Linked DNA regions of Homo sapiens: region 1 is linked to region 2. A link is an interaction called in ENCODE POLR2A ChIA-PET data of the cell type or tissue named here. Cell type or tissue: Panc1. All regions are shown on one strand. Links, peaks and the distances in the headings refer to the core of each region. The heading gives the core; the rest is flanking DNA. Region 1 overlaps DOCK1 (dedicator of cytokinesis 1). Region 2 holds the start of INSYN2A (inhibitory synaptic factor 2A).

Region 1 (12,334 bases), core at 1,694-9,693, 51 kb after region 2:
GAGAAGCTATCTCATTTCTATTTCAACAAATATAAGTGAAAGAACAATGTTACAAGGATTATAGAATTTTGCAAGATTTTTCCAAGTATGTTATTATTTTAAATCTGAGAAATATGATAGTTATAAGGGCAAATCGTTTGACTTGTCCTGAAAATCACTAAGCTGGGGGAGGAATATAAGGAAGATATGATGATCATGAATATAATCTCATATCTACCTGAGGATAGTAATTATAGTTCTTTGGCTGGGCGCGGTGGCTCACGCCTGTAATCCCAATGCTCTGGAGGCCAAGGCGGGTGGATCACCTGAGATCAGGAGTTCGAGATCAGCCTGGCCAACCTGGCAAAACCCTGTCTCTACTAAAAATACAAAAAATTAGCCAGGCGTGGCATACCTCTAGTCCCAGCTACTCCGGAGGCTGAGGCAGGAGAATCACTTGAACCCAGGAAGCGGAGGTTGCAGTGAGCTGAGATCGCACCACTGCACTCCAGCCTGGGAGACAGAGCAACCCTCCATCTCAAAAATAATAACAATAATAATTATTATTATTGTAGTTTTTTTACTTCTCTTACATTTTCTAAATGTTCTTCCTTTCCTCTGGGTTCTGTTTTTGTTTGTTTGGGCCTCCTTTATTAATGCTGGATGAATTTTTTTCACAAGGCCCAGTACTCTTGCTCAGACCCTCTGTCTCCAAGTTTGTGCACAGAGCATGGAGGCGCATGGGCTTTCCTGCATGGCAAGCCTGGATGGGCTGAGCTGTCATACTTTTGGAACCTCCATGCTTAGTATTAGTGCTTATGTTCTCTTTGGCTGGTCATTTTCACCAAAGAGGATTCTTCTGGTCTTCTTTCTAGGTTTGGTTTGGGACTAAGGTTAGGAGGGGTTAGTTTAAGCCTCCTTGCTGATATGCTGGGAGCTGAGCAGAAAAGAGAGAGGGGAGTATACTGTTTGGTTTGACATCAAACTAAACAGGTGTTTCTTCCAGGTGGTTCTTGTCATTTTCTTCTGCTTTTCAGGTACCTCCCTTGTCCAGAGAGTAAACATGTGGTCCTCTCCCCAGGAGTGAGTTGGAGAGCCCCTCACTGGACATGCTGGGCATAGGCAGACTGGATATAGGGTCACATTTCAAAGCCATCAGCACTGTTGTTTTTCATCTCACATGTAGCCTCCTGAGTACCTGGCACCCTCCAGTTTCTGGGCCTTCCTTGGGTTTTGCACCAGGGATTCACAGACTTCCTGTTAAATGTCACCACGTTCTTGCCTTGAGGGCAGTTGGTACCCACTCATCACCCTCTTTCCTGCTTCCAGAATTCTCTTGTCTTTAGTTGCATCTCCTCAGAGTCCCCTGGTCCTTGTGGGCTTGTGCAGTTTTAATATGTGCCTTACTGTCATTTAATGTGAGGAACTGGGAATGCATGTTTTAAATAGTTTCTAATTTGTGATGTAGGCAACCCCTAAGTATATTTTGAAAAACTTCAGCTCTGTGCAGACTTTGCAGGAGTTTGGGGCTAATTTATAACATTTTGAGGTTTTGTTTGTTTTTTGGACTCCCTGTTTTTCTCTTTCATATTTTCTCACAGAAAATACCACCTATGAACATTTTGCCATTGGCTTTCCCTCTACAAAAGAGAAAGCCATTGTGCTCTGTTGGCCTTCTATCTTATCAGCTCTAAGAACTCACTCATACTTGGATTTATTTCAAATCATTTTAAAGAAGGACTTGACTCTCAGTTACATTCCCTTTTCCTATATTCTCTTCTTCATAATATTGCTTTACAGTATTGATTCTTTGGCTTGAATGCGCCCCAAAAGAAAAATCATCCAGAAGTCATCACCATTATGTTTTTTTTGTTGTTGTTGTTTAGTAATATATTTTAAAATGTTACTGGATAATTCATTTTCATTGCTTTTTATGATGATTATAAGATGGGTTTATTTTCATTAATATATTTGAAATTTAAGCATTTGAGTGAGATTTCCTCTTCAAAGTCCTTGCCTTAGTGAAAACACGGTTAAACTTTGTAACAAGACCTCAGTTGAAATCATGAAGCATAATCCCGGATTCAGTCTTCAGGGTTCTCCTTTTATTGAAACCGGGCACCTACCGTCCACACTCGTCACTCCTGTGTCTCTGTTTACAGCTCCAACAGCTTCTGAGGCTGGGAACTGCCCAGAGATCCTTTGGAATTTAGAGAACTTAGAAGAACGTTAAAATTTCTGCCTGTGTTGTGTGTCCCAGAGAGCAAATCTGTGCTTTGTACAAAGTGTGAGCTCCAGGGTCGATTGAGACAGCTCTTGTCTGGCTGATGAAATTACCAGGAGCAATTTTATACCCTGCTATCCAAGTCACATGGCTAAGTCCATTTTTATTACACCTTCACAGCTCCTCAAGAATATGAATTAAAACCCTTTGGATTTTTTTCTTCTAATTCATACTTAGACCTTCCACTAGGCATAGTTGACAAAGGCACTGTTTAAAAGATATGTCTCATCCTGAGTTTCCATTCACCAGTCTGTGCTTTTGTTAGCCTTTTGTTTTTATATCCTGCAATGACATCCTGCATTCAACTTGCCTGTCACTGAATGTCCCCCTGCTCCACCACCAGCACCCCATTCTACCTGTGCTGTTTTCCTTCTACTGAGACTCACTTCCACCTGTGCCCAGTTCCACCTGCCTTTCCTTCTACCCAGCCTCAGTTCTACTTGTGCTCAATTCCACCTGCCCTTCCTTCTACCTGTGCTCAGTTCTACCTGTTCTCCATTTTTCCTATCAACCTACCTAGTGAAATGGGGGCCCAAACACATTTAAAACTGGGGCACTGAGGTACTTCCAGGAGGGCTGGGGGTGTGCGGGGACGACTTCTGTCCAGGGCTCCCTCCAGGAGCAGTGCCAGGCAGTAGCCAAGGCCACACCAACAGGGGGAGCCCTGCGAGAGAGATTTTTTAAGACAGGAGCTTAAGAAATGGAACTAGATCAGGGGCAGGCAGGGAGAGTTTGTCCCTCCTGCCAGATGGATCCTTTTCTTTCTGGACCACCTTTAAAAATATTAACATACTTTCTCTTTATAAAAACAATCTGGGCTTAGTCTCCCTCCACTCATGACTATCTGGTATCTTTTCTAGTCATTTTTTGTTTTTCTTGTACTATATATTCTTTATATTGGTCAAATGTGTATACATAATTACTGCAGTTTTCCTCTTCAATTATTTTCTCATGCTATTAAAATATTCCATATTTGCATAATGTTTCTTGATTTAATGGTTGCACAATATTTCATCATAACACAAGTTATGATTGCTTGACTTGCCAAATAAAAATATAGGACCCCCAGTTCAGCTTGAACTTCAGGTAAACAACAGTTTTTTTTTTCTAGTATATGTATCTCTCATGTAATATTTCATTGCAACGTTTGGGACATATTTATTTTTCTTTGTTTATCTGAGATTCAAATGGAACTGGGCATCCTGTACTTTATCTTGCAACCCTACAAAATATCATATTATTTACACAGTTTCTTGTGGTGGATGTTTAGAATTTTCAGCAATGCTATGGACATCTTTGGGTATGAAATTTTCTATTTTGAATTACTTCCTTTGGTAGATTATCAGAAGTAGAATTACTTAGGAGATGAGTATTTATTTTCAAGACTTTTCAAACCTATCTCCAAATCACTTTTTAAAAAGGTTATAGCAATTTATGTTCCCACCAACAGCACACAAGAGTCCTCGTTCCCTGCACCCTTGCTCACATTATCATCATTGAAATACTTCTTTGCTATTTTGGCAGGCAAATAATGATGTATCATTTTCATCTTTGATTACTAATGAGGTTCACTTTTTTTTGTTGTTTATTAGGCATTTAGTGTCCTGGTTTTTAAATTTTCTGCAAGTATATCCTGACTTCTGTGGCCCCATTTTGCATTGCTTTGAAGTTATAAGGAATATGTCTTATTTTTACTTATTGACTTATTTTTACTCAGCTGCTGGTGCTGGAGCCTAGTCCCTATGTTCAGGCTCAGGGATGGTTCTGCACAGTGGCTTTTGCTCCCAGCCTACCTGCTAGCCTACCCATTGTCTAGAAGATAAAAGCTTCATTTAGGAGTCATCTCCCAAATGCATTTAAAATAAATCAGTTAAAGCACAGAATAGTAATTTTCTTCTGAGCACACAGAATTAAAGTTTTATTTTCACAGAGCTCGCTCACTTTTGTTCCTAATAAATGACTGGTTTCAAAAGGCTTCCATAAATACCCGTTTTATCCACCCTTATAAGCCCACAGATATGCTGCAGGGTTCTGCTGTGTTCATGGAAACCATAAGGCTTCATGGTATCTGCAGTATTTGCCCAAAAAAATACTGATAACCCAAGGATGGGACTCCATTCCCAAAGGGCAGGGAGGAAGGGGAGGGGCATTTCAGTGAATTTTAATATGCAGATCATCCGTTTCCTAATGGAGTTCATGCTTCACCTTAGAGCTGAAAAAGCAAGACTTACTTTCGCTAAGAAAGGAAAGACTGAACGATGCACATGACTTCTGGAACATTTCCTTAAGTTTGGTAAAGAGGGCACGCACAGTGCCCGGCAGCACCGCCTCTAACTTGTGGAGATGGCCCATCCTTCTGGCCCTTCTGGGCCTCCTGTAATTAATCCCCATCGCAGTTAAACAAGGGGCCGCGTGGTTGCCTTCTCTGATATGCTCTTCCAGAGAGACTTCCCCACGGGGCATTTACATCCTCCCAGGACTTGTTTTATGGAAATTGCTGTGTTCGCTTCAGTTTTTCGTTTTCTGTGTTACAACGGTTTTGGCATTTGTTGCCTTGCATGAATTTCTCCGCATGACGTGACAGTCTGCTGCCTGAATTCAGTATGTCCACGTCACCTGTTCACGTCATCTGGCCTGAGTCTGGCTGCACTGATGTTTCTCATTAGTGTTACTCTGTGCTCATACCCTCAGCATTTTGAGACCCCCTCAAGGATTATGCTTTTCTTTCTACTTTCAGCCTGATCATTTAAGCTAAGCACATTGATACATTGCTTCTGGTGATAAATAGCTGACTTTGTGATTTCATTTATTCTAATGTGTAAGTCTCCATTGTGTAACTGGTTTGACCTGCAGAAAATTGATTTCAGCACCTACTAGGTTCACCTAGGCTGATATAGGCCTCTTCTTCAGCGGGAAAAGCTCCTCCTCTCAAGGGGAAGAGTCCGGGTCAGCGACTGCATCAGGGTCAATTGTGGGCAGAGTACTTCGAAGCCTCTTCTTCCTCACCCTCTTCCAGCTTTCTCTGATGACTGCAAGCGTAGAGGAAAGTGAATCTCTACCTTGTGTTGGTCATCAGAAGTGGCTTCAGATTCCTTAGAGGAAGAGTTAAAATGTGCATCTGGATGAGGGGTAAAGAAATGAGGTCAGCCAGTAAGTACCTGTCTTATAGTCCTAGAGTACAGCCTCCACACCCAGCTTTGCCATTCACTCCTTCAGAGAGTGAAACCTCTAAGCCTCAGTTTCACTGCCTGTAAAGTGGCACAGGAAGAGAAATTTGTGTGTGATTGAAAGAGGTCGTATTCTATTAAAGTGACAGTGTTGTTATTAAGACGATTATCCACGGGACACATCTCATTGTCATAAGGAGTAGACAAGATACAAAGGCAGCCTTTCTTGAGCTGAATGGTATGCCAAATATTTATATGTTTCAAAAGTTCACAAATTTTGCCATTTTACTAATCATTGCCTCAATGGAAAACAAGCATTATTTAGCTGTTTCCCTGAACACCAACTTGGAATCTAAATCTCAGCAATTATCATCATTCACAAATAATTTATATTTCTGGGCAAATGGAAGATATCATATCATCATTATTGTGTTTGTTCAATTTGAGTAATGCGTCCTTCGAGGACTCATTTGGAAGTAGATATGTGTACTATAGGTATAAAATGGATTGGAGAAAATATTGGATTTTAACATTTCACTGTAAAGCCTGTATTCCAAATTAATATAAAAGACATTTAGGCATTCTGATATATTGCTGGTAAAAGGAGAGTTAGTAAAAGAATGCAATTTGAGAGCTCATTTAATAGAGAAAAAATAGGGACATGTCTCAAAGTGTGTTTCATGCTATAATTTTACCAAACTTGTACTGGCTTAATGGGAAAAAATATATATCCTGTGTTTCTTAAAATGTCATTAACTTAGGGGGCAATATTTAAAAGCAAGGAAGGCTTTACAATGTTGTTAGCTACAAAGCCTAGCAGTGAGCAATTGCAGTTAATGGCAACAGAACTGCCTAGCTCACAACCCGCCACCAAAGCAAACACCCTTCAGGGCACGCAAACAAACGTGTGCACACCCACGTCCACACACATACTGGCTGCCTCCATTTGCAACAGCCGGAGAGACGTTTCAGCTTTGGCCCTTTACCTTCCCCATTCTTGATTTTCTGTGTTGCTTTCTTTTTTCCTCCTTCTTTTCCTTTCCACCCAGCTCCGTCTGGTCTGAGAAACTCCCAGCTCTCCCACTTGACATTCTGATGAGCCCACATTCCTCCTGTCCTTCTTCTCGGGGAGGAGAATTGGGCCATAACTCATTGTGGAGTTGTGGTGATTGCCTCCACATCGGGCACAGGGGGATACAGGCTGATTTTGAGAAATTAGAGGCCTTTCTTTGCCATGGCCCAAGAGGAGAGGCTGCACACACATTTTGCCGGATAATAAGGGCAGCAAGTTTCCAAGAGAGCACAAAACAGAAGTTCCCATGATTTCCATCCTGTCTTTAATTTTCTTGTATTTAATGCAAAAGTATTTCAAGCTTATTTTTCCAGTCTGGACAACCCTGTATCAGGAAACACTTGAGGTATTAATAGTTAGAGAGAATAAAATACAGCCCTGAGTGTGAGTGCACCAGTGTTTCTCATTCATGTTACTGTGTACTCATGTCCTCAGCATTGTGAGACCCCCTCAAGGGTTTTGCTTTTCTTTCTACTTTCAACTTGATATTCTAAGGACCCCCTACCAAAAAACATTCCTGAGGTTGGAAGTGACCCATGCCTTATGCTGATCTTCCCTGAGAGAGGGGCAGCAGAACCCAGGGCTCCCTGCCCATGCCCCGTTGCTTCTCCCTGACAGTTTCAAGTCCCAGAATCTGGGATGATTTCGGCTTTTCCCATGAGTGTTGCTCTGTCTCATCTAATTCTATCTTTTGATTCATTTACAGGGAAACTTCGTGGCTTGCATGACAGCTATTTTACGACAAATGGAAGATTACCATTATGCCCACTTGATCAAGACTTTTGGGAAAATGAGGACTGATGTGGTAGTAAGTGTCCCTTTCACCCTGTTCACATAACCATGTTTTAGGGCCAGCACTTTAGACAAAAGCCTGATATCAATATATTCATTTAAAATAGGATTTTGCATGAGAACTTGTCTCTGATTGATTTCAAATGCCTCCTGGGAAGGTCTGACTGAAGCCTTGTTTCTAACAAGACAAGGGTCCGGACTTGCAGACTTGCTTCTAGGGCTGAATGGAGAATGACTCAGGGGCTGAGCCCAGGGAAATCTCTTGTCTTTCTTGGTGACAGTTTCTTCTCCTGTGCTTTGGGATAATTGGAAATTTGGAGATGTTATCCATGGATAGTCTCCCATTAACTCCTATTCATTTATTGGTTGACTTTTTAATAGCAGAAGCCAGAGTGACTTTTCAGCTTTAAGTTGTACTCCATTATTAATTAGCTGTAATCATGGAAGCTCATCAGCATTTCTCCAAATAATTCTCTAGTCATCCTCAGTAAAACTATGATACAACTTAATTAGGAAAAGTATAACAGAGGGGAATTTATTGCTTATGAACTACCTCCCTAATGACCTGAAATTACATTGCCATATGGCAAATATCCTCTGCAAAGCTGCAACCAAACTTGTTGGCAGACTTTGTGATTACATGTTGACTTGAACTCTAAGATTCCATTTCTAAGGATCTGTAAGGTCCTGTAGAACAGGGTCCCCAATCCCTGGGCCACACAGCAGGAGGTGAGTGGTGGGCAAGGGAGCATTAGTGCCTGAGCTCTGCCTCCTGTCATATCAGTGGCTGCATTAGATTCTAATAAGAGTACGAACGCTATTGTGAACTGTGCATGCGAAGGATCTAGGTTGCATGCTCCTTATGAGAATCTAATGCCTGATGATCTGAGGTGGAACAGTTTCATCCCGAAACCTGCCCCACCACCCCCTGGTCCATGGAAAAATTATCTTCCACGAAACTGATCCCTGGTGCCAAAAAGGATGGGGACCGCTGTAAAAGAATACTCATAGATACCTGCAGAACATGGCAGTGTACTAGTGTTTCTAGAACAGGGGTTGTTGCACTTGACATGTACCTTATTAAGAAATGGGAAGAAGAGAATGATCTGTATGAGTTTTTTCAAAGGATTATTTCTAATACATAATTTTCTTATTGTTGCCACTATATATATAATGCATAGTTTTCTTATATATCTATAGTGGCAGCAATAAGCAAATTATGTATTAGAAATGATCCTTTGAAAAAATAATATTTTTATACTTATATATACATATATATACACATATGTACATATATACACACATATATACATATATATATACATGTACATATATATATACACACACACACACACACACACACACACACGCAGTCGTGTGTTGCTTAACAATTCTGCCAAATGCATCGTTAGGCAATTTCATCATTGTGCAAGCCTCATAGTGTGTACCCTTACTTAAACCTGGATGGTGGAGCCTGCTACACACCTAGGCTAGATGGTCTAGCCTGTTGCTCCGAGGCTACACACCTGTACAGCATGTGACTGCACTGAATACTATAGGCAGTTGTAATACAATGGCTATGATGTCACTAGGTGATAAGAAGTTTCAGTTCCATTACAATTTTTGGACCACTGACATATACACAGTCTGTCATTGACCAAAATGTTATTACGCAGCACGTGACTGTACTTCAAGATTTCTAAGGAGAACAAAAATGGATCTAGACCTTAAAGCTCTAGCAGTTTCCTCTAAATAAAAGTAAGGGAACAAGAATATGTATATGTTTGTATTTCTGTGTCTGGTTTTCCCTGAATATTAATAAGTAGTTGATAGTAGGAGTATATTCAAATGTGTAACCTGTATCCTGTTTATATCCCATGACTCTTTGGAAATCATGGCATAGCGAAATCAAATTTTACATTTGTAACATTTTATTCCATAATTGAATCTAAACTACACCCGACCCCCTGCTTTGGTCAGTGTAAAGCATAGTTGTAGCTTAAAGCTAGAGGAACAGTTTTGCAGATAACGTTCCAGGTTGAATAATAAAGTCTTCAGAAATAGAAGAATTACTCACCTGGAAAAGTCAGGACTCCAATTAGTACTTTGCCCTTTTTCAGAACAATCACTTCATAAAAGTCCCCACGTGCAAACATGTAATCTGAACTATTAAGTGCTGTAATTGATAAGGATCCTTCAAGGTAAGTGAAAAGCGATGATGCCGAATGGCATTTAAAAATTACTGTAGCTTGCTGAATTCCAAGTGTGTGCCCTCTGTCTTTGCTCACATCCCAGGATCAGATGTTTACTGTGTGTTGTGGTCCCAATTTCCCAGGGGATGTTTTTCCATAGACACAACAGTTTAGAAAAATCAATGATTTGTAGACAATTTGACTTCCATTAAGAAATGATGTTGGCCGGGCGTGGTGGCTCACGCCTGTAATCCCAGCACTTTGGGAGGTGGAGGCAGGTGGGTCACCTGAGGTCAGGAGTTCGAGAACAACCTGGCCAACATGGCAAAACCCCGTCTCCACTAAAAATATAAAAATTAGCCAGGCATGGTTGGGGGGCACCTGTAATCCCAGCTACTGGGGAGGCTGAAGCAGGAGAATGGCTGGAACCCGGGAGGCAGAGGTTGCAGTGAGCCGAGATCGGGCCACTGCATTCTAGCTTGGGCGACACAGTGAGACTCCGTCTCAAAAAAAAAAAAAAAAAAAAAAAAAAAAAAATGACGTTTGTGGTTTTTTATACCACAAATTTAGACTGGAAAGTATGTGAACTTTTTTACTGTTGTTAATCTGACAGAACTTTTGTAAAATGTGTTTCTGTTTGTTAACTATACCGAGTATATGACTGTTTTTCAACTCTGACAACGATTTTTTTTTTGAGACAGAGTTTCACTCTTGTTGCCCAGGCTGGAGTACAATGGTGCAATCTCGGCTCACCACAACCTCCTCCTCCAGGGTTCAAGCGATTCTCCTGCTTCAGCCTCCCGAGTAGCTGGGATTACAGGCATGCACCACCACACCCGGCTAATTTTTTTTGTATTTTTTAGTAGAGATGGGGTTTCTCTATGTTGGTCAGGCTGGTCTCCAACTCCCAACCTCAGGTGATCCTCCCGCCTCGGCCTCCCAAATGGCCTCCCAAAGTGCTGGGATTACAGGCATGAGCCACCACGCCCGGCTTACTCTGACAACTATTAAATAAAAGATTATTTTGTACAGAATTATTTGATGTTATTTCGTATTTCAATATGAAAGTGGCCAAAACACTTTCCATTTTTTTTTAAATTTTATTATTATTATACTTTAAGTTTTAGTGTACATGTGCACAATGTGCAGGTTAGTTACATATGTATACATGTGCCATGCTGGTGTGCTGCACCCAATAACTCGTCATTTAGAATTAGGTATAACTCCTAATGCTATCCCTCCCCCCTCCCCCCACCCCACAAGAGACCCCAGAGTGTGATGTTCCCCTTCCTGTGTCCATGTGTTCTCATTGTTCAATTCCCACCTATGAGTGAGAACATGCGGTGTTTGGTTTTTTGTCCTTGCAATAGTTTACTGAGAATGATGATTTCCAATTTCATCCATGTCCCTACAAAGGACATGAACTCATCCTTTTTTATGGCTGCATAGTATTCCATGGTGTATATGTGCCACATTTTCTTAATCCAGTCTATCATTGTTGGGCATTTGGGTTGGTTCCAAGTCTTTGCTATTGTGAATAGTGCCACAATAAACATACGTGTGCATGTGTCTTTATAGCAGCATGATTTATAGTCCTTTGGGTATATACCCAGTAATGGGATGGCTGGGTCAAATGGTATTTCTAGTTCTAGATCCCTGAGGATCTAGAAGCCACACTGACTTCCACATTGGTTGAACTAGTTTACAGTCCCACCAACAGTGTAAAAGTGTTCCTATTTCTCCACATCCTCTCCAACACCTGTTGTTTCCTGACTTTTTAATGATTGCCATTCTAACTGGTGTGAGATGGTATCTCATTGTGGTTTTGATTTGCATTTCTCTGATGGCCAGTGATGGTGAGCATTTTTTCATGTGTTTTTTGGCTGCATAAATGTCTTCTTTTGAGAAGTGTCTGTTCATGTCCTTCGCCCACTTTTTGATGGGGTTGTTTGTTTTTTTCTTTTAAATTTGTTTGAGTTCATTGTAGATTCTGGATATTAGCCCTTTGTCAGATGAGTAGGTTGCAAAAATTTTCTCCCATTTTTTAGGTTGCCTTTTCACTCTGATGGTAGTTTCTTTTGCTGTGCAGAAGCTCTTTAGTTTAATTAGATCCCATTTGTCAATTTTGGCTTTTGTTGCCATTGCTTTTGGTGTTTTAGACATGAAGTCCTTGCCCATGCCTATGTCCTGAATGGTAATGCCTAGGTTTTCTTCTAGGGTTTTTATGGTTTTAGGTCTAATGTTTAAGTCTTTAATCCATCTTGAATTAATTTTTGTATAAGGTGTAAGGAAGGGTTCCAGTTTCAGCTTTCTACATATGGCTAGCCAGTTTTCCCAGCACCATTTATTAAATAGGGAATCCTTTCCCCATTGCTTGTTTTTCTCAGGTTTGTCAAAGATCAGGTAGTTGTAGATATGTGGTGTTATTTCTGAGGGCTCTGTTCTGTTCCATTGATCTATATCTCTGTTTTGGTACCAGTACCATGCTGTTTTGGTTACTGTAGCCTTGTAGTGTAGTTTGAAGTCAGGTAGTGTGATGCCTCCAGCTTTGTTCTTTTGGCTTAGGATTGATTTGGCGATGCGGGCTCTTTTTTGGTTCTATTTTCTTGAGACTATTTCCTTTTAACAAGTACTAATTCAGGTTCTCAAATTTAGCCCTTTTTGGTTGAGTGAGTCATTTTCATACAAAATCACACTTACTATCAACACCAGTGACAGTGAGCATATAGAGCACAAGCGGAATGACTGATCCAGAAGAGAAAAACAATAGACATGTTCAGCTCAGAACTCTGAGGACAGAGACCATCCCAACCCTTTTGGATTCGAACCACAAAGAATCTGTAGAATC
Region 2 (12,334 bases), core at 1,783-9,782:
AAATAATTACTAGGAGTGAGTTGGGGTCCAGTCTCTGCCACTCACTCAGTAGTTGACCTGCCCAGTGCAGTGTGGGGCCAACCCTGCCAGTGAGCCTGGGCACTCTGTCTGAGGCTCCAGTGTCCAGCCACCTGCTAACTTCTGTCATTCAGCCTCACCCTGGGTGTTTTTGCCACATGGACAAATGTGATAGACACAATAAATAAAGTAGATATATATTCAGAATAAATATTATATAGCAAGACTAAAATATAAATAGCAAGTGCAAAACAAATTAAATGAGGATATGAATGACTTCAGTGAAGCCACTGAGCTAACAACTACCTTTAAAACTAAAACAGTAAGTAATTGAGAAATGCAGTTATCATTGGGCAAGAAGTCAAATGAAAAATACGGTTTGAAAGTGAACAGCATATTTTCAGCATTCCTTTAAGTTCACACAGTACGTTTGCACATGGCACATTATCTAAGCTATGGGAGTCTCAAGTGCACGGTTAAGTGGACACTGTGCAGTGTGATTTACGCAAGGAAAAAAAGACAAAAATAATCTTTATGCAGCGCTGTCATTGATTTTTAAAATGATAAATTGGTGGGTCTGGCACAGAGATCAATGGAGTTGAAGTCACGACGTCAAATTGAGATGTGAGGTTAAGGCTGAGAGACAGACATCTCCTTCTCTCATGCTGGCCCGATGAACTCTCCAGTTTTTTTGGTGAGCTCTGGTGAAAACTCTTTTTAACCCAGAATGTCAGCATTTGGGTTATAAGAACATTAATTTATCTGACTGCAGTGAGATACATTTTCTCAATTCTCCTTATTTGCTTCTTTTACCCTAATACTAGGTCACCAAATTCAAAGACATTCTTTCTCTAAAAACTCAACTTCTACCCAACTGAATTTTCACCAAAGGAATCGCTGAGGTTGAGTTTGGTGGTAAAGAACCCAACCCTTTGGTGCTTTTTTCTTTTCTAAACACTGCATGGCCAGACGTCAGTACTGTTCAGCCCTGGAAGCCGTCTTCCTCTTTACTGCCTTCTCACGGTGTTTCCTTTAATTCCTGCTACACAAAAAGTTACAAGTGGAAATGGAAGAAAACAATTCTTTCCCAATCAGGATTCCCTGAGTTGGTAGCAAAATCACTGGCTAGGTTTGTGTTAGTAGCCTCATTAAATATTTATTAAGCACCTGTTATAGATACTACTATGCTTAGTCATTTAAGGATTTGCGCTGTGAATCGCTTCATCCAATTTCCTCCTATTTCAAAGTATTTCTTGTGGACATTCTAGGACGTAAGAGATAATGAAAAACTTATTTTTTAAATAATATTTCCAGTTGAAAATTCACACTCAAATATTTAATAGAAATCCTATCTTCCCCCCCCCCCCCCCCCCGTTCCTGCTGGCTCCCAGATTTCTGTTGCCATTAAAATCCCCCACCGCCTTGCTGGCCTTGGGTAGCATCTTTAATCCCTTCTTTCTATCTTGCCACATTACAAAGACTTGTCTGCCAGAAGGTTTTACTCATAGCTGCCCCCTAACTTACTTCCCAGTGCTACTGAGACTGGCACATTCTCATCTGTGACACCTTCTCAACTGGTCTCCAACTCCTCTCCTCTGGTTTGCCTCTAGTTATACCGCCTTAATCTTCTGAGAATATATGTTCTTGTTTCAAACATCAACAGAGGACCCTCTTGCCCTGCTGGTTCCTCCTCAAACTGACTCCAGACTATGCCTCCACTCTCTGATTCCAGCACCTCAACCTTTGCTGAATGTCACTTCTCACTCTTCCCATACAAGTCTGTAGCCCTGAGCACCCTACCACTTGGCTTAAGCTCCAGGACTAATGTCTGCTGGGCTCAGGAGTGCAATCTCAAGCATCACCCACGAAGTGAGCCGGGGCATCACTCTCTGCCTGTAATCTCCTATCCTGATTCTACCTGGGAGTCTTTAGGCTCCTGCCACTTCCTTGCCACCTCCTCCCCTCCTCCTGGACTTGAGCTTCTTGGAGTCCTCTCACTTGGTCTTGTAACACCTTACACATTGCCTTGGCCACTGCTGCAACAGCTCAGTACATATCCACAAATCAGAAGTCCTCTCTGAACAAAGCCATCTGCATATCCATCTACCTTCCCTATGCTTGCCCCATTTAAAAATCCCAGGTTTTATATCTTTGCTGCATTTTTTAAGGATGCTAAAATCACTTACTACAAAAATAAGCAGATTTCACTGTACAAAATGCAGGTAGTAAGAGGTATCTAAAATGTAACCACTAAGTACACATAGAAAAGATTTTTAAAAACATGAAGAAGGACCATTGACAAATACAAGATCCTTCCTAGAGAAGAACAAGGGTGGGGGATCTCACATCACCAGTGGAATGACCTAGAAACACAAAGACTGCTCAATTTCATTAAGGTTGGCAGTGAATAGGATATAGCCCCATGCTGCTTCCTCAACTGAACAGCTGTAAAAAGGCCCTCATGCCATCAGCCTGTGCTTTTTCCTCTTTCTCTCTGGGATGTGCCTGTCCATGGAACCCCTGCTTTGGGATATAGCTGTGATCATCTCTGCTGAGATGGAGTGAGAGCAACTTTTATTTGCAAGGCTGCCTGTAGTATTTTCAGCATTCCGTAGCCTCCTTCCCATGTCTCTCATATGTTGTAGTTTACTGCATTTCATTTCATGGCCAAAGCTAGATTATTAAGGGCTGAACTGGAATTTTCCATATTAAGTAGAATATAAACTTCAACAAGCATTTTGATATGGTGGGGTTTTCTTTTGTTTCTTTACCATTCTATTGGATAGAATAGTATAATTCATATGAATGTATGCTGTGCAGAGATGTAAGACTCTCTTCTTTTCTTTTTTTGCTCAAACTTCCTAACAGCAGGATAGTGTGGTAAAGAGAACATGTCTATGGATGTGCAATACTTTGAATAAACAGTTCAGTGCTCTATAAAATAAATATTCACAAATAATGACTTTGGGGAGAGTTATTTCCAAATCCCTTTGAAATATGTTGTTAGCCAAAAGGTTTATAGAGTAATTTAGAATCATAATTCCTGCTTGTCCCTAATATCTGCTGTTCTACATTCAAGTTAATTTTCTCTCAGTCCCAATTAGAGCTGGGAATACATACTCAGCAGAAAGAGACACATTTGTCAGGTTAGAATGTTTTGTTTTTATTCAGGTAGTGATTTGTCATCTGATAACATCTTTATACACCTCAAAGTCCCTCAACCCATTCATTATGGTTTGAATAATGTCTAAAGCACGTACGACTCAAATGCACACTGAATATCCTGTGACTTACAGTAGAGGGGTCTCTGAAAGGACTTGAATTTGGAGCCAGGAAATGTCTCTGAAGTTATGGTTTTTCTCAATGTGAGAGGTAAGATCCTTGGTTGCCTGGAGATACCTTAGTTAGTGCCTTCAGGATCTGAAACAGACACATTATCACACATGGTCCAAAGGTTCAAACCTATCCTTTCATGGCTTAGTGCTTAACACAAGACATTGTCCAAACAACTTGTTTACAGCAATCCTGTCAGGGTCCCTATAGTTTGGTTCCTGCAAGTCTGTATTCTGTCCTTAATGTATAAGAACAATGTACATTTTAAATAAACTGATTAAAAGTCATGAAGTTTCACTACATATATATCATAGGTTAGCTCCAGTATTGGAATAAAGACTTCTCTCAATGTTTGTATGAGAATTTCATGGTAATGAAAGTGTCGTCATGTAGTATCAATCATATTAAATTTTGCTTTAAAATATTGAAGTCACCCCATAATGTTATGAAATATTAAAATCAAATATGTGAGACAAAAAAGGATCTGCTTCATAAATCATGCCAGCTAATTTCTGGTTGGGGAATGTAGGTCTCCAACCAGTGGAATCATGGTGGGGAGGGGTTGTGGTGCTTCACATTTATGAAAGACTGTTGAAAATGACGATGACACTGGTTTTATCTGGGGAGTTTTTATGACCTCACACTCCCAGAATGACGGTGGTTTGCCTCAAGTATGTAGAATTTGCCTGCCTTCCCAACTGAGCTTCTTGGATGCTATGGACGCGTTGAACAGCATCCTTCACAAGCGTTAAAATCCGTGGTGAACCTGTCACTGCCCTCCTACGTAAATATCTGACCACAGAGCTGCTGCTTTGGGAGGTAGCTGTGATCATTTCTGTATCATGAGTCTCTGAGAAGCATAAGTCACCTGCTTCTCATATTCCAGAGTTCAGTAGTTGTCTCTAAATGAGATAGCCATGGCTGGGCGCAAACAAGAGAATACAAATGTCTACGTGAACGGGTCTGTCCTGCCACTCCACTGCGATCCGTTGTTATTTCTGAGAATCATTTTGATTTTTGGACTGCTTATTTCAGTGTGTAGGAGTCTTCCTTGTAGATGAATGCCTTTCACGTACAAGTCTTTCTCTTATTTATTGATTTATTTAAAAATTTTTCCCTACAGAGGGAGAAACAAAACACAAAAATTCCCTTTCCTGCCACAGGGGAAAACAACTGTGGCAAAACAGAGAAGCCCCCGAAGTAAACAGAGTAATAGAGTACCCAGCCTCCCATAGAGCTTGCAGAAATCTCATTGTGCAGACATGGAGCTTCCCAGCTTTTGCCTTGTTAGCCTATTTCTTAACCAGTAATTCTGTTTCTTAATAGGATAAAGGGCCTGACTTACATGAAAGCTCAAAGTCTTAATCACAATGATAAAATACAAAGTCGTGGCAACTGTAATAAGTTTAAAGACATATGTAGCTTTTCAAGGACATCTTGTCTTTAAGGAAAAGTCTTTCATTTAGCTAAAGAAATTAAACTGAATTGTTTAGTCTTTTAAACAAAATGATGAATTTAGTGAAGAAAACAAAACTCTCCATGGCTAATGTAATTTATGCAAAATCATGCAATTAGTGATAGCTGTGCTAGACTTTTTCTTTTCCTTAACCAAATGCGCCTCTAATAAAACCATCGTGAGGAGCAGTGCCATCTAATGTAAGTAGTAAACATGGATAGTAAATGATTAATATCTGGTGAGGCATGCAGATGGCAGGACTTCCATTTTTTCTTTGAGCTCCTTGTGCATGTTTGCTAATCATTCTTGCAAAAAAATTGCAAAGATAAATATGAACTTTCAAAAGTAACATTCAACAGGATATGAATGTAAGAAATAGTACAGTGTGGGGGAATAGTAAAAACCAGCACTTTCCGCCTCTGCATAGTGAAATGACGGTAACTTGCTGTAGCGTAAGCTTAATAAGGGTTATATCATTTTCATGTATGTACTACTCTGGGAATGGCCCGGGTCTTGTGAGTGGTATTTTTTCATCAAGTACCCAGCCAGCGCAGTCACTCTGACAGTCCCCCCACTGAGATAAGGCATGGAAAGGTAACCCTCTAGCAAGTCCTCGTTGAGGGGGGAGCGTTCAAGTGCACAGACGTCTACCCTGTGCTATCCTGAGCTGTAGTCTTCTGAAATGATCGTTTGGCTTCCCAGCCAAGGCAGGGCTCCCCCAAAGTTCATTCCCACTCTTGCAGTTTCACCTCGGGATGCTTCCGCAGAATTTCAGCGCCTAAGCAGACAAGGTCAAAGTAAACCGCTTCACCGCTGCTTCTGGCGCAGGGGCCCAGAGCGCGTGCAGCTCCCCAGCACAGACCAACAGCAGGAGAGGGGTCCGGGCGGGAGCCCTGGGCTGTAGATAAGCAAAACGCACCCATTTTCTCTCCTATTTACTCCAGAGGCACCTCTCCTCCCCCACTCCTGGCATCTCTTTATCACTGGCTCCCTCTCCCTGTGGCATATTTTTGGGTAGTAGAATGCTGAGGTCACAGGGAGCGGCTCTTTATCCAAGCAGTGGGGACATCAGCCTGGAGCCCTGAGCATGAACCAGCAAGATGCAGACTCTCGCTCTTGACTTTGGGCTCCAGGAGCTGCCCCGACCCCGGGCTGCCCGCGGGCTCCCTCCTCCCTCCTGCCCTCGCCCGCCAGCTCGCAGTCTCTTAGGTCTGCAGCGTTGGTTGGTTTCCCACGCCTGTCCCGGTCTGACTCGGGCTGCCAGGCACCGGGAAGCCCCGCGGCGCCGACCCCAACCCGCAGCCCCGGGAAGGTGCCAACCCCAGCGAGTGGAGGAGACGAGCATTTCACGTGGGCATCTGCCTTCACTGCTGCTCGCGCCTCTCCTCAACGGCCGGCGTCAGGGCCCCTCTGTTCCAACTCATCCCCCCCCCGAAGTTAATCAGCCGTACTTGTACTTTCCAGGGCGCTTTAGTTTGGAAAATACTTAAAAGCCTCGAAACCTTCCGGGGAGACGGCCGCCCCCAGATCTCCCAGTTTTGCCTGGCTAGGGCTGTCGGGCGCTCACGAAGCTGTGGCGTCTGTCTGGAACCCACATCGCAGAGGCGCAGCCCCGCTCCTCCCTGACGTCGCCAAAGTTGCCAGACGCCCCTCAGCGACCCGGTCGCGCCAGATGCAGTTGCATAACCTTGCCCCCCACCTGCGACCGCACCGGGTCCGCTCCCGGCTGCACCGGGGTGTCCCGGCCCCGGGAGCCGCCGAGTTTCCGGCCAAGCCGGTTTGGGGCCGAGTGTGTGCGCCCGAATCGGGGTCGGCGCCCGTCCCAGCGGTGCTCTGCCCGCGGCCAAGTACGACGGGCGCGGGGGCGCGGGAGGAGGGCACGCGGGGCTCCGCTTACCTTCCGCTGCTTACAGATAAGTCGAGGTCGATGCAGCGCCTGGCTCGGGCATGTCTCGCTGCGGACCCTGGCAAGCCTGGGGCGGCACGGAGCACTCCGGACAGGGCATCCGCGGCCAGACTCGCCGCGCTCACGCGGAGGAAGCCTCGGCTCCGGGGACTTGGCCCGCTGCGCGCCTGCTGCCCGCCCCCTCCACCGCTGCCGGCCCGGCCCTGCTGGCCCGGCCGGCCCCCGCGCCGCAGCTCGCGTCGCTCGCGTCCCTCCGGCCCCGCTTAGCGACGCGCGCGGGGAGGCAGCGGCTGGGCCAGCTCCGGGGACGCCCGCGCGCTCGCTTGCTCGCGACGCGGCGGAGCCAGCCACAGCCACCCGGCTTCGCGCTCCTCCGATGTCCTCATTTACTGCAATTGTCTTCGGCGAGATCTCAGAGCCAGGGCCAGGAGGCGGGGGCGGGGCAGAGGAGGGAGCAGGAGGGAAGTCCTTTCCGCTGCTCCAGGTCCCAGCTACTCCGCGGAGCCGGGCGGCCAGAGGCGAGGGCGCCCCAAGCCGCGCGCCTGCCGCCTGTGCGCCCGGCTGGCACCGAGGCGGGCGGAGCCCCGGGCCCCGCGGGGCGGAGGTGGGGCGGGGGCGGCGCGGGGCCGGGCCGGGCCGGGCCGCGTGCGTGGGGTGGGGGATAGGGAGGGAGTGGAGGAGCCCCCTCCCGCCGCCGCCAGAGCTGGAGGAGGAGGAGGAAGAGGAGGAGGAGGTGGAAGGAGCTGCCGCCGGCTGCCGCCGGCTGCCGCCTGCGCGCGGGGCTCCGCCACAGCGCGTCCTCCGGGTTTCTGGGCTGCAGGCGGCGCTGCATGGCCCGGGAACTTGTTGAGTCTACCCTGGAGCCGCCTCCGGAGCAGCTGGCGGGCGGGGGACTCCGTGTGTTCTCTCAGGGATGGGGGGTCGCTGGGGACCCTGCTGCATGACTGTCTGCTGTGCCAGCCAGCCTGGCCCGGCGGGGCTTTGGGAAGCCAGGCTTGAAGGGTGCGTGTCTTGTAGGTGCCTGGCCGCTCACCTGCGGATGCTGCCTTGTAGAAGCAGGAGTTCGGGGATCCTTTCAGTGCTGGCTCCAACCTGGTGTCAGCCTCTCTACATGGGGACAGGAGGTCCTATGAGTGGCCTGAGGACTGAAGTGGGAGGGCCTGCCTGGTAATGTTGCATGCTGACATTTAGGGACACTCCAGAGCAGGCGCCACTGCCACTCCTAGCCAGGAACCCTACCCCCCATCCAGAGCACACACCACCCGTCAGCAGAAGCCACAGGGCGCAGAGGCTGAGTTCCTTTGTGGCAGAGTAGAATTCTCTTGGGAGAGGAAAAGACCTAGGATGCACACGGAGCTATCCCCGCCCTTAATTTCCCACCCACCAAAGAGTATTGGGTGTTTTGAGCTCAGAGCAGCAGACCCAGGGGCCCCTCTGATGCCTGTCAGGCCCTGGGGTCTGGGCCAGGGACTAAGCAGCCAGCCGAGTGCAGGGCTCCTGGCCCCCTGGATTTGCTCCTAGAATGTAATGTAAAATGTAAGTAGCCACATTTATTAGTCTGTTTCTCAGGAAAGGTCAGAGAAGTAGTGGACCCCAGGGAAGGGACAGGCTTCGGAGAGGAAATTGGGAGGACAAATGGAAAGTCCCTTCACCCACCCACCTCTCCAGACACATCAGTGGGCAGTGAGACCTCTTTGCCTATACATCCCTGAGTCTCTGCACCTAGCACCAGCTCTGTGCCTGTGACCAAGCCATAGCTCCATCCTTGTTCGCTGAGCTGAACTGAGCCTATCACTGCCTTATAGAGTGTCTGTTTTTTATAAATGACTTTATACGAAATACCTTCTTTGTATGTGGATGCTTTGGGCAGTGTGTCCAGACATTTCAGAAGAAAAAAAAATCTAAAATGTCATCTATTTCCCTCTTTACCCCGCAGCATCCTTTGGTATACAATTTTGCCAGCCTTGGGGATCCAGATATGCCCAGGACGGGAGTCCTGAGCCTGTGGATCCAAACTCTGCCCACCTCACTCTTCTTGTTGTTCTTCTTAACTCAGATCCCCCAAGCTGATTTTCCAGCTTACCAGGGAGGCTGTTGGGAGCTGGCTGGAAAGAGATGCTTAATTTTGTGTGAGCAGTATGGAAACTGCAGTCCCCTCTTCTGCCTGGAAGGGGCCTGGGAAGGGAATGTATAGGAGTTGGGGACGTTTAAAACCAGATAGGAGAAGTTGCCACTCTCCAGCATGTTCCCTTGGGGATGTGCTGTTGCAGCTGTGGGCTCCAGTAATTTTCCCAGTGGTCTGGGGAACTTCTGTAAATCTTACTTTATTGGCAATCCATAAAATTGAAATCTGCCTTCCGTCTTTTAAAGTGACTGTAAATAAAGCTGCCAGGAAACTTGGGCATTGGGCTGGTAGTATCAGAAGGCTGAAGTTTTCCGGGACCAAGAGTGAAAACAGGTCAACATAAATGCATGCCCAGCAAGGCAGTGCTCAGCCACAGGTGGCACTGTGAACTGGCAAGAAAACAGCTCCAAGGACAGTGCTATCTGAGATTCGCATGATGTATAACTCCAGGAAGAAAATGGAAAGCCGTAATTGGCAGGTTAGAAAATCCACTTACATGAAGAGGAGAGTATAACGGAATTCTGTAGCATCATCAGGACTGCTTAGAGTTGTTCAATTGTGTAGTAGACTTACAGTTGTTTTGCTAAGTCTATTAAAATCATTGGCATCGCTTCTTTTTTTTTTTTTTGAAGTAGGAAACCATTTACATATTGTAGTGCTTAAGTGCATGTCTTCAGCATCACAAATCAAAATATTGGTGAAAACTTGCCTCACCTTACCTTTGGCTCTGGAGAGATATTCCACATGGGTGAGGTGTGTGTCATCATGCTCCAGGCTTTAAAGCAAGCATCATGCTGGGGGCTGGCTGGAGAGAAGGGAGTTTCAGCCATCTTCCTGCCCACAGATCCCTCTTGCATTTTTTTTTAATAGATGGGATGTAGGCATATTTTTAGGGTCTAGAATGAGTCAATATGCTCGGCTTCCTCAGGAAAAAAAAAAAGTGAAACTTGATAGATTCATTTTAGGAATCAATTGGTATTGGCTTTTTATATTTTGCTTAAGATTTTTGTTGAAAAAGATAGACTTGCAAAGGAGAAAATAGCTACTTTTCAAGTGGGATTTCCTAAAAGCAGAGGAATAAAAATAAGGGAAAGTTCAAGACGGCTAACTAAGCAAAATATCCACGTCTCTCTTCTTTTGCCTTCTTCTTGGAATTGTGCAGGGGTTGTACAGAGAATTGCTGGAATTCCACCCCTATGGTATAGTGAGTTTGAGGTCTCAATTTCCACATTAAAAAGTCAAGAATATACAAGTCAAACATGTTCAAGAATGTTCATAACAGGTTTATCTATATCTGTTCCAAACGGGAAATAATCCAAATACCAGTCAACAGTAGATAAAGATTTCTTGGTTCTTCGTATAGTGGAATACTAGACAGCAACCCAAAAGCACTAACTGCTGATGCATGCTTTGGCATGGAGGGCTTCTACAAAGGTGCAGAACAAAGGAAGCCAGACGCCCAGTGTTTATGACATGATTCCCTTTAGATGAAGTCCAAGAATGCGACAAAGTTATCAATGGTGGAAAATATCAGAATGGGGATTACCTTTGAGGCATACTCGTTGCCCGGGACCACAGCAACTTCACTGGTGCTGGATCATTCTGTCTCCTGCACTAGTTGCTTATGCAGTTTTCCACCTATATAGAAATTCATGGAGATGCTTCCTGTCTCAGTGTGACCTCATTTGTCTGAGCATCATCACTGTGTCATTGCAATGTCCACATGCATGCTCCCCAATAACCCTTACCCCTCAGTGAACCAGTGTATCTGTCAGTGTGATTAACCTGTATCCTCTCCAGTGTGCAAGGCAGGAGAAGAGAAAAGTGTCTCCAAACTAGCAACTGCAGAAGAGGAGCCTTCCAGTTTAGCTACACAGCAGAACTTCCTTCTTTAGGAGACTGCCGATGAAACGCCTGCCCTCCCAACTGTCCGATGTCGCTGTGACAGAGCTCGCTATGGACGTGAATTTTTCTTTCCCATGTCTTTGTTACACAAAAGCGGTCCCGATCCAGATCCCAAGAGAGGGTTCCCGGATCTCACACAAGAAAGAACACAGGGCGAGTCCACTGTGCAAAGTGAAAACAAGTTTATTAAGAGAATAAAGTAGTGAAAGAACAGCTACTCCATAGACAGAGTGGGACATTCCCAAAAGTAAGAGGAGGAATGCGTCCAGCCTAGGTACAATACTCATATATATGGGGAGCTCTGCTCTGCTACGAGGGTTTGTGATAAAGGATTAAATTTCTTAATTATTATATTTTGCAAGAATCGATATTATCTGTTTTCGTTTTTGTTTTTGTTTTTGTTTTGGAGACAGAGTTTCGTTTTGTTGCCCAGGCTAGAGTGGCGTGATGTCAGTTTACTGCAACCTCCATCTCCCATGTTCAAGCAATTCTCGTGCCTCAGCCTCCTGAGTAACCTGTAACCACGCCTGGCTGATTTTTTGTATTTTAGTAGAAATGAGGTTTCACCATGTTGCCCAGGCTGGTCTCCAACTCCTCAGCTCAGGCAATCCACCCATCTCAGCCTCCCAAAGTGCTAAGATTACAGGCGTGAGCCACTGCGCCCGATATTATTATCTTTAAAGTAAAATTAGGAACGCCTTTGTTCTCAGGATGTCTGGATATTAGGACACTCCCAAGTCTGGGTCTGTTTAGTAAACATCACCAGTGTGTTCCCTTAACCTTAAACATCTAGAGGTGAGGAATGCCTAACTTTCTAAGAATGCAGCCCAGTAAGTCTCAGCCTCATTTCTCTAGTCCTCACTCAAAATGGAGTCGCTGTGGTTCGGATGCCTCTGACATCTGCATATTCCAAAGAGACTCATAGATGAGCCCAACCTAAGTCTGTGATGGGCAGGTTACACCCGTCAGTTCAGAAGCTGTGGTAGCAGATCAGCCAGTGCTCAACGCCTACGAGGGAAAAGTAACTCATATCGCCTTCGACCTGTAGGGTCGAGATCATTCCCTTGGGGACACTTTAGCCTTGTCTTTCAAGAACAAGACAGACACAATCCTCAAGGTGCCCCAGTGGGGCCTCCTTTTCTGCCGAGAAGCCCTGCAGGAAGGCTTTCTGCATCATTCCCCTTGTCATATTCTGCTCGAGCCTTCACTCTCCTCTTTCTGGGCTTATTTCTGGTTTAAGACTCTCGCTTTGTGTAAAGCCCCTTGCCCGTGGCTCTTGCACGGTCCTGGCAGCCGAGCCGTGTTTCCTTCTGGTGGGAACCAGAGCTGTTTCTGAGGTGCTGGTCCATGTTCCAGGGCCATGCCACTCCTCTGGCTTTCTTTTCCTTTCATGGTAAGAAACTAGAGATGGTTTATTGGCCTGAAATACAAATTTGTTTTGGAAAACCTGAGCATCGTGAGGACTCGTTGAGATCCCTGGCTTTCTATGATGCATCATTGTGAATCTGATTTATCCACAGAAATGGAAGGTTTTCCTTTTGAAAGAGAGGGAAGTAGCTCTAGGTTTTTGTTTTTTTCTAATGCTCCCTGC

Evidence for each region. ChIA-PET counts read pairs that join two places held together with the same protein. Peaks named below come from ENCODE experiments on the same cell type or tissue, not always from the same donor. Only the 100,000 strongest peaks of a DNase experiment are listed, where the experiment ranks them.
Region 1: POLR2A ChIA-PET joins it to region 2 with 19 read pairs; 2 of 35 experiments call an interaction of 5 or more read pairs at or near these places.

Annotation. Positions count from the first base shown.
Region 1 is chr10:127,240,800-127,253,133 of GRCh38, forward strand. It overlaps DOCK1 (dedicator of cytokinesis 1), which reads left to right. Exons shown (of 52, transcript NM_001290223.2): 28 at 7,209-7,310. Among named protein-coding and RNA genes, the nearest start is that of INSYN2A, 50 kb to the left of the region's middle. In Panc1, for the core only: CTCF peaks have their summits at 2,910 (motif pointing right) and 3,129; a DNase peak (open chromatin) is centred at 2,942.
Region 2 is chr10:127,189,293-127,201,626 of GRCh38, forward strand. The region is part of intron 27 of DOCK1 (dedicator of cytokinesis 1); the gene reads left to right. INSYN2A (inhibitory synaptic factor 2A) reads right to left here and starts at 7,299. Exons shown (of 6, transcript NM_001039762.3): 1 at 6,705-7,299; 2 at 3,313-3,438. In Panc1, for the core only: CTCF peaks have their summits at 9,231 and 9,432; no DNase peak of the experiment used is centred there; H3K4me3 peaks cover 1,416 bases; H3K27me3 peaks cover 1,258 bases.